Regions from separate parts of the Homo sapiens genome. Here region 2 is linked to region 1. The links are chromatin contacts, found by Hi-C or POLR2A ChIA-PET in ENCODE. All regions are on one chromosome and are shown on one strand. The core of a region is the stretch at or near the end of the contact, and the rest is flanking DNA. Distances in the headings are between cores, read along the strand shown. Region 1 has its middle 38 kb from the start of LHX9. Region 2 has its middle 77 kb from the start of LHX9.

The links. A loop is a pair of places that touch in the nucleus more often than their neighbours do. ChIA-PET counts read pairs that join two places held with the same protein, here RNA polymerase II (POLR2A). Pooled maps may share reads with other maps.
Region 2: a loop to region 1 is called in a map of Calu3, with 5 times the contacts of the local background. The contact joins two enhancer-like sites. A Hi-C loop is called at or near these places in 2 of 168 maps with a recorded cell type or tissue (Caco-2 and Calu3) and 1 of 50 pooled maps. POLR2A ChIA-PET finds 5 or more read pairs at or near these places in 1 of 52 experiments (GM12878).

Annotation. Positions count from the first base shown.
Region 1 is chr1:197,952,628-197,957,189 of GRCh38, reverse strand. No RefSeq gene overlaps it. Among named protein-coding and RNA genes, the nearest start is that of LHX9, 38 kb to the right of the region's middle. Within about 2 kb of position 1,914, at least 2 of the 41 ENCODE cell types and tissues checked have a DNase peak (open chromatin) inside an H3K27ac peak, as active enhancers do.
Region 2 is chr1:197,992,397-197,997,017 of GRCh38, reverse strand. No RefSeq gene overlaps it. Among named protein-coding and RNA genes, the nearest start is that of LHX9, 77 kb to the right of the region's middle. Within about 2 kb of position 1,382, at least 2 of the 41 ENCODE cell types and tissues checked have a DNase peak (open chromatin) inside an H3K27ac peak, as active enhancers do.

The DNA of each region.
Region 1 (4,562 bases), core at 665-3,164:
ACCCTAGCTTGCAGTGCATCCATGTCTTAGGTGGTACCCTTTTGTTGCCTTTAAAGCAAGGATAATTAAATGTCACTCTCACTATCTCACCTTTGGGCTGGTAGGATGCAGACTGATAAAAATTAGAAGCAAATAGAAGACAGCTAATAGAGATCAGATATGGCAGACTGTATTGGTCAGCTCAGGCCGCCATAACAAAATACATGATTGTTGACTTCAACAACAAAAATCTATTTCTCACAATACTGGAAGCTAGAAGTTCAAGATCAAGGGTCTGGCCAATTTGGTTTCAGATGAAGACTCTCTTCCTGGCTTCTAGACAGCCACCTTCTTTCCATGTCCTTATAAGACCTTTCCTTGGTGAATACCTAGAGAGAGAAAGAAAACCAGCTCTCTGGTGTCTTGTCTTAGACTTCAACCCCAGGGACCTACCCTTATGAACTTATTTGATTTTAATTACTTCATTAGAGACCCCATCTCCAAATACAGCCACACTGGGAGTTAGGACTTCAACATATGAATTGCGGGGGACACAACATTCAGTCTATAACATGACCTGGTTGAGGCTGAGCATAAAGTAAGCCAACTTGTATTTTTCTTCATGAGTATAGCATATATAGGATTCAATTCCTAGAATATCCTTCTGTTTGTCCTCACACATGATATTGTTTGATGGTATATGATTATGCTTTTCTTTCCTGATATAATTATTATAAGTTTGTTTAAGATGCACAAATCTGTCACATTATCTCATCCACAAAAACAAAATAAAAGCATTACTTTAGTACTGACTTTTAAGGTTCTACTCATTATCTGATTCCCTAGTAATTAACAAATGGTCCAGAATTTACAAGTGCTTTCCTTAATTTGTTAATCTATCTATGTACAAGTATTTGCTATGCTCAAGTACAGGTACAGGCCCCAAAAACCACAAAAGAGGCACCTGGTGCTGTCCCCAGATGGAAGGAGCCTACAATCTTAGGGGAAAATATTTACACAGAGCACACAGCACTCAAATAGTGAAATACATGATAGAGTGACATGACAAGGTGCCACAGACAATACATGCTGTAGAATATCAGAAGTTTTCTGTGCACTTTGAACTAAATAAAGCCTCTTGGTGGCATTTCTACATATGAAAATAGTGTTGGTTCATCCCAGTGAACTTTAGTCATATGTGACATGAATTTCAAAAGTGAACACATTGAAAGCCAATGTGTCCTGATCAGGAGAAGAGAAACACCCCACAGCTCTGCTTTCTGATAGCCAGGGAGGAAAGGATATCTTCTCTTCTGACACTGGTCAGATTTAAGGGAGAGGAGGAAAAGTCGAGATACTGGTAGAAATGTTTGCCTTTGAGTGTAGGCTCATTGCTTTTTAAAATCAAGACCCACGTGGCAGTCACCAGAAGGAATTTACACATAAGACAAACTGTTATCCTGAGGAGTACATGCGTGGGTGGAAGAGAATTTCTTCTTAAATATTGTTTTCACACTGGTGAATGGATGATGAAGTGTTTGCAGTCTTTCGGGGGAAAAAATGTTGTCTCCTACCTAACTTACTGGAATGAGCACAAAAAATTTGGCAAATTTCCTGGCAGAATGTTACTGTGTAACCAGTAGGAGAATGTGAAATATAATATGCCTAAAATTATCTAATCACATTTTTTAAAAGCCCTAGACTTATTTTAGTTCAATTTTGTAAAATTTAATTCTATATCTATGGAGTATTCATTACACAAATGAATGGATACAAAATATTTTGATAGTTTGTTATATTGAAAAATATTGTTTATAAAGAGATATATTCTAAAACAAAGAGTTTTCCCTGCTTAGAAAATCAAGGGCTGCGTTTCTGTGTATTTCCTGGTTGTTAATGAATATTGATGGCAACTGGACTGTGCCAGGTTTGACACTCTGTCACCTGGTGTGAGTACAAGGGAAAGTCAGTCACTTTCAAGGCACAGTACTTCCCTATAACAAGTCCTTGTACTTTGAACAGTGCACGTTCTATAGCAGCTCTGAGTATTTTGCAATTTATCTCTGAAAAGGATTTGATGCAACGATAGCTGTAGAATCTTCTCAGACAATAGCGATGTTTTCAGCACCTTGCCTTAAAAAGTAGAATCTTAATGGGCTATGATAACTTGTTCCAGGGCCTGGTTTTTATCACACAAAAACCAAGCATTACAAAAATTTTGACACTCTTTGTCCTGCTATTTGGCTTTGTCAACATCATACAAGAGACTGTAGTGATAGAAATGGTGTAATCCCCTGATGGTTTCTTCCTGCCTGCTGCACAAGTAAAGACCACAGCATTGAAGTAAAGGAAGAGTTTAATTGACAGAAGACCAATCATGTCATGCCAGAGACAGAGTTATTACTCAAATTAATCTCCTTAAAGGCTCACAGGTTAGGTTTTTTTTTTTTTTAATTAGTTAGGGGGAAGGAGTGGGGGTGGCTGTGCAATGTGTGCTTAACTGCTGATTGGTTGGGGAGAACATGAAGTCATAGGGGGTTGAAGCTGTCCTCTTGCATTGAGTTGCTTCTGGGTGGGGCCACAGAAGAGTCATTGGTCAATGGGTCCAGGTAGAGCCATGGGTGTGAGACATGCAAAAAACCTGAAAAGATACCTCAAAAGGCCAATCTACATAGTGAGGTTATATGCAAAGGTAACTGACAAGTTGCGTATCTTGTAACCAGTCTACACCTTAGCAGAATTCAGATTCCTCTCCTCCCCATAGCCTGGTGGTCTTTCATTAGCTTACAAAGTTGAGTTTTGAGGAAGGGCTATTATCATTTAAACTATAACCTAAATGTCTCTCAAAGTTAGCTAGGCCCAAAAGCCCAGGAATAATTGAGGAAAAGGCAAGATGGAGGTTGGGTTAGACCAGATCTCCCCACTGCCATAATTTTCTCACTGATACAATCTTTGCAAAGGCAGTTTCAGTGGAGCACATATTAGTTTGGAATATGTGCTTCTGTACAGGAGGTGGCTTTGGTATTTCCCAGAACCATTGTTTCTTTATAAATAAGACAGATAACAGATAAGAAACAAAAAATCAATATAGATATAATTTCATCACCCCCCTCCAAGACAAACAAAAAAATGTTACTAGCCCACCTCTTCTTATACTATTGCTCTCATGCTCAAACCTTTCCTTTTTTCTCTCCACTTTCCACCTAAATTTACATTCTTCCTTTGCATGAATCCCAGGTTCCAGGTGAATGAACTTATTCTCTTTATCTCCAGGCACATTGTTTGATTCCTCTCCTTTGTACTATTGCTCTGTTAAAGCAAACTAAGTATGGCCCAAGAAGTTCTCTGAACTTCTATATTTGAGTCCTTGTGGAGGAACCGCAACCTAGCTTAATAGGTTGACAGACTGAAAACCTAACTCAGGAGTATGCACCTGTAACAATGGCTAAGTATTGGCCAATCTCAGTGGCCATACTTCAACCATTCATCACTGCTGAGTGTTCAAACTGTGTCCAAATAAGGCAAACACCAATCTGTAGCTAATCCAGCCGTTCTGTACCTCACTTCCGATTTCTGTACGTCATTTCCCTTTTTTTGTCTATAAATCTTCTTCCACCACGTGGCTGCGCTGGAGTCTCTGTGAATCTGCTGTGATTCTAGGGGTTGCCTGATTCACAAATCATTCATTGCTCAATTAAACTCCTTTACATTTAATTTGGCTGAAGTTTTTATTTTATCAGCTCTAACTGTCCCTTTTTCATGTATTTATTCATCCTACTCCACCCTGAGAATTCAACCCCTCAATTCTTCTTAAATTTCCTTTAAGACTCACTTTATATCTTATGAACTAGTTGTATGATCATTTCAATCTGAAATGATCTTTGTTTTCCATAAACACCAATAATAATTATTGGCCATAAAATTGATATAGCCATCAATTACGTGCATCAACAAGAGGCAAGATCATGTAATGTCTTTTCTATTTCTGGCTGCCACAATTTTTAAATACTGTATTTTTTACGAAATTTCTCCTATTTACTATTTGACCCTGTAACTGCTCAACAGGTTCAATTTGCCCACTGCCTAGACAGAGCCGGTTTATCAACACAGGGGAATTGCAATAGCGAAAGCATTTAATTCACACAAAACTGGCTGTACAGGAGAACGGAGTTTTATTATTACTCAAATCAGTCTCCCCACGTATTTGGGGATCAGAGTTTTTAAGGATAATTTGGTGGGTGGGAGGCCAGTGAGTAGGGAGTGTGGATTGGTTGGGTTGAAGATGAATCATAAGGAGTTGAAGCTGTCCTCTTGTGCTGTGTCCTCTTGTGGGGCCACAAGACCAGATGCACCAGTTTATTTATCTGGATGATGCCGGCTGATCCATTAAGTGCAGGGTCTGCAGAATATCTCAAGCACTGATCTTAGGTTTTACAATAGTGAGGTTATCCTGAGGAGTAATTTAGGGAGAGTCAGAATCTTGTAGCCTCCAGCTGCATGACTCCTAAACCATAATATCTAATTTTGTGGCTAATTTTTTAGTCCTGCAAAGGCAGTCTAGTCTCCAGGTAGAAAGGGGTTTT
Region 2 (4,621 bases), core at 133-2,632, 40 kb before region 1:
TCTGCAGATTCTAAAATTTTCACTGGTGAATACTCCTGCATTCTCTGTATTACTGATTTATAGGGTGGTTGTTGTTTTCTCATCTGATATATGTGGACCGGGGAGCTTAGATGAAGCTTATTCTTCATCAAAATGAAACTTTATAATTTACATTACTAGTCATGAATAGATAATAAATATTGGCTGTAACACTAACATTTGGGAGGCTGTGGTGGGAGGGTTACTTGAGGCCAGGAGTTCAACAGCAGCCTGAGCAACATAGTAAGACCCATCTCTACAGACAACAAAACAGAACAATTACCTGGGTGTGGTTACCTGACCCTATAGCTACTCAGAAGGCTACTCAGGAGGCTGTGGGGAGAGAATCCCTTGAGCCCAGGAGTTCAAGGCTGCAGTGAGTTAGGATTGTCACTGCATTCCAATTTGAATGACAAAGTGAGACCCTGTCTTTAAACAACAACCAAAACGATAATGAAAAATCGGCCAGGCATGGTGGCTCATGCCTGTAATCCCAGCACTTTGGGAGGCCAAGGCTGGCAGGTCACTTGAGGCCAGGAGTTTGAGACCAGCCTGGCCAACATGGCGAAACCCTGTCTCTACTAAAAATACAAAGATTAGCCAGGTATTGTGATGCAGCGTGCAATCCCAGCTACTCTGGAGACTGAGGCAGGAACATCACCTGAACGCAGGGGGCAGAGGTTGCAGTGAGCCAAGATCCCACCACTGCACCCCAGCCTGGGTGACAGAGTAAGACTATGTCTCCAAAAAAAAGATATTAAAAACCCACAGCAAGATTTGAAAAAAATAAGTATCTCAACTCAAAATGGAACAAATACAGTAGTCCCTCTTATCCCCAGCTTCAGATACTTATTGTAAACCACAATCTAAAAATATTAAATAGAAGATTCTAGAAATAAACAATTCATAAGTTTTTAGTTGTGCACTGTTCTGGGTAGTGTGATGAAATATCAAGCCCTCATGCTCCATCCTGTCCAGTAAGTGAATCCTCCATTTGTTCAATATGTCCACACTGTATGCACTACCTACTTAATATGGTTTGGCTGTGCCCTCACCCAAATCTCAACTTGAATTGTATTTCCCAGAATTCCCATGTTTAGTGGGAGGGACCTAGAAGGAGCTAATTGAATAATGGGCGTTGGTCTTTCCCCTGCTATTCTCGTGATAGTGAATAAGTCTCACGATATCTGATGGGTTTATCAGGGGTTTCTGCTTTTCTTCTTCCTCATTTTCTCTCGCTGCCGCATGTAAGAAGTGCCTTTCACCTCCTACCATGATTCTGAGGCCTTCCCAGCCATGTGGAACTGTAAGTCCAACTAAACCTCTTTTGTTCCAGTTTCAGGTATGTCTTTATCAGCAGTGTGAAACAAACTAATACACTGCTTGTTAGTCACTTAATAGTCATGTAGGCTATCAGGTAAAAAAACAAACAAACTCTAAGCATACATACAGTTCAGTACTATCTGTGGTTTCAGGCATCCACGGAGGGTCTTGGAACATATATTCTGAAGACAATGGGGCACTATGGTACTCTCAAAATAGCTGTCTGGAATTGTTGCACAATTTAGCATTTGCTTACCAAAATTTTTTAAGCCTGCCTCCTGGGTCCTATCTCTTGCCCTGAAAGGCATCAGAGACTGCTTTGAAGGCAACCTCTTGGGAAATCACAATCTTGATTTTCCTCTGGTTAATAAGTACTCAGGTTACCTAAGTAAACTGCTCTTGCTCATTGTTGCTACTGGTTTCATCTTCACCTTGGCTCTCCACTCCGAGTATTGCAACAGCCTTCTAACAAGTATCCTCGCTTCCACTCTTCTCACGCAACACTTCGTCTTCAACACTGCAGCCAGGATAACCTTTTTAAAACATAAATCTGATAACATCTCTCCCCTGCTTAGAACTCACTTCAGTGACTTCCTGATGCAACAAGGTGGTAAAGCGAAACTCCTTTTCCCAGGTTACAAATTCAACCGTGATCTGGATACTGCCTGCCTCAGATATCAATTACTTATTACACTGTTTCCCTTGCCCAATCTGCTCCACCGTGCCAGCCTTCATGCTGACCCAGATACAATAATCTCAATCAAATCTATGCCTTACATTTGCTTGCCACTCTCCTGAAATGTCCTCAGCTAACCGGATCTTTAGCAACATTTCTTTTCTCAAATGCCATCTCTTTAGAGGGGACTCCCTGACCACCTACTAAAGTAGCTCCCGGACCCCACTTCCCAATTGCACTCTATCTCACTACCCTGTTTTGTTGTTGTCTTCTTAATACTTCCCACTATGTATTTTTAAAAAATTAATAATTTATTCATATGTTTACATTCTATCTCCTCATACCAGAACATCCACCTGCTTGTCTAGTTCATTGTATCCCCAGCACTAGAACAATGCCTGGCATAGACTAAGTGCTCCACAAATACTTAAGGGATATAAATACCACTCATGTACATAAAACTCCCAAACACTCCTGGGAGTCATAAAGACAAATTTGAATATCTGGTGTACGATAATTAATCTTATATGTCAACTTGGCTGGGCCATGGGATGCCCAGATATCTAATTAAGCATTATTGCTGAGTGTGACTGTGAGGGTGTTTCTGAAAGAGATTAGCTTTTGAACTAGTAGACTGAGTAAAGCAGATGGCACTCCCTAATACGGGTGGGCATCACACGATCCATTGAGGTCTTGTATAGAACAAAAGGGCAGAGGGAGATTAAATACACTTCCTCTGTCTCCTCCCCTAGGCATTCCTGGTTCTCAGTGCCTCAGATGGAAATGGAATCTACACCGTTGGCCTTCCTAAGTCTCCAGCTTGCAAATGGCAGATTAAGTACATTCTCAGCCTTCATAATCATGTGGACCAATATATTCTTATAAGTATCTTTTATATATATATAAAAAAGATATATATAAAGATATATTTTATTATATTCTTATATATATTTTATATATTCATTTTATATATCTTTTATATATAATATATATCTTTTATATATAAAACATATATACACATAAATGTGTGTATATATATCTTTTTTATATATTATATATTATATATAATATGTATATTATTTATTATTACATATTCTATATGTAATTATACATGTATATTATATATGTAATTATTACATATTATATAAAATATGTATATATAATATGTATATTATATATTATATATAGATACATATATAAAAGACAAATGTATCTTTATACACATATATAATATGTATAAAAGATATATATACACGTATTATATATAATATATAATATATAAAAGATATATGTAATATAATATATAAAAGATATATATTATATGATATATAAAATATAAAAGATATATCTTATATATAATATATAAAAGATATATATAATATATAAAAGATATATCTTATAATATATAAAAGATATATCTCATATGACATGTTATATATGATATATAAAAGATATATCTACACACACATATTATATAGATATAGATATCTATATCTATATCTATTGGTTCTGTTTCCCTGGAACTTTAATACATGGAGAAACATAACATGTTTCCTCACTAGAGGGCTTAATATTATAAAGATGTTGCTTCTCCCCAAATTCAGCTATTAAATTACCTCAACTGCAGTTCCAATTTCAATCAACAAAATGATTCTAAATTATACTTAAAAATAAATGTTTGGGAAAAATAAATATGCTAAGTAATAAAAATATTTTTAAAACAAAACAGAAAAAGTAAAGACACAGTAGGCAATAGGGGGTCTTTCTTACCAGAGAATAAAACACAGGTTTAAAGCACTAGGGATGGAAAAGACAGGTCAGTTGAAGAGAATAGAAATTCCAGAAACAGAATTAAGTCTATATGAGAAACAACTGTTCCTTTTACTGTGTTGAAAAAAATTGGTAAAATTTCCCTCTTAAAGAGCTTCTATGTAACAACAGCAACAAACCCCACAAAGTTAAAGCAAGAAGTAGGATAACATTTACAAAATATAATATATGTAAAGAACCCCTTATATGTAAAAATATTTTTTCAAATTAATTTTTAAAAGACATGCTATAGAAGAAAACAAGTCTAAAATTACAAAGTGTCAGTGCACTGTGGAAAAATACAAATATCCAATAAATGTACAAAAAAATACTCTCTCATAATACAGCAAATGTACATTAACACGCTAAGATGGAATTTTCATTATTTGATCGAAAAAGATTAAAAATCATACTACTCAGGGTTGCTTAGCATGTGAGGAAACAGTGCCTTTAGACGCAAGAAAGCCTAGAAGAATATTTTGGTAGAATTCTTGTGGAAGTCAATTTTCCATTGTGATTTAAAAACCTTTAAAATTGCCAAATTTTAGCAATTCCCCTTTTAGTAATTTATAATAAAAAATTAATTGGACAAGTCTTATGTATAATAATGTTTCTTACACAGTTTATAAGATAAAAAAATCAGACACAGTATAAATGTGTACATCGTGTCAGTCTAACAGTGGAACAGCAACAAAAAAATGATGGTGTATCAGCATATTAATTAATATGCAAAGATGTTCATAATATATTGTTGACTGAATAAAGTATATTAATAGTAGTTTGTAGAAATTGAAT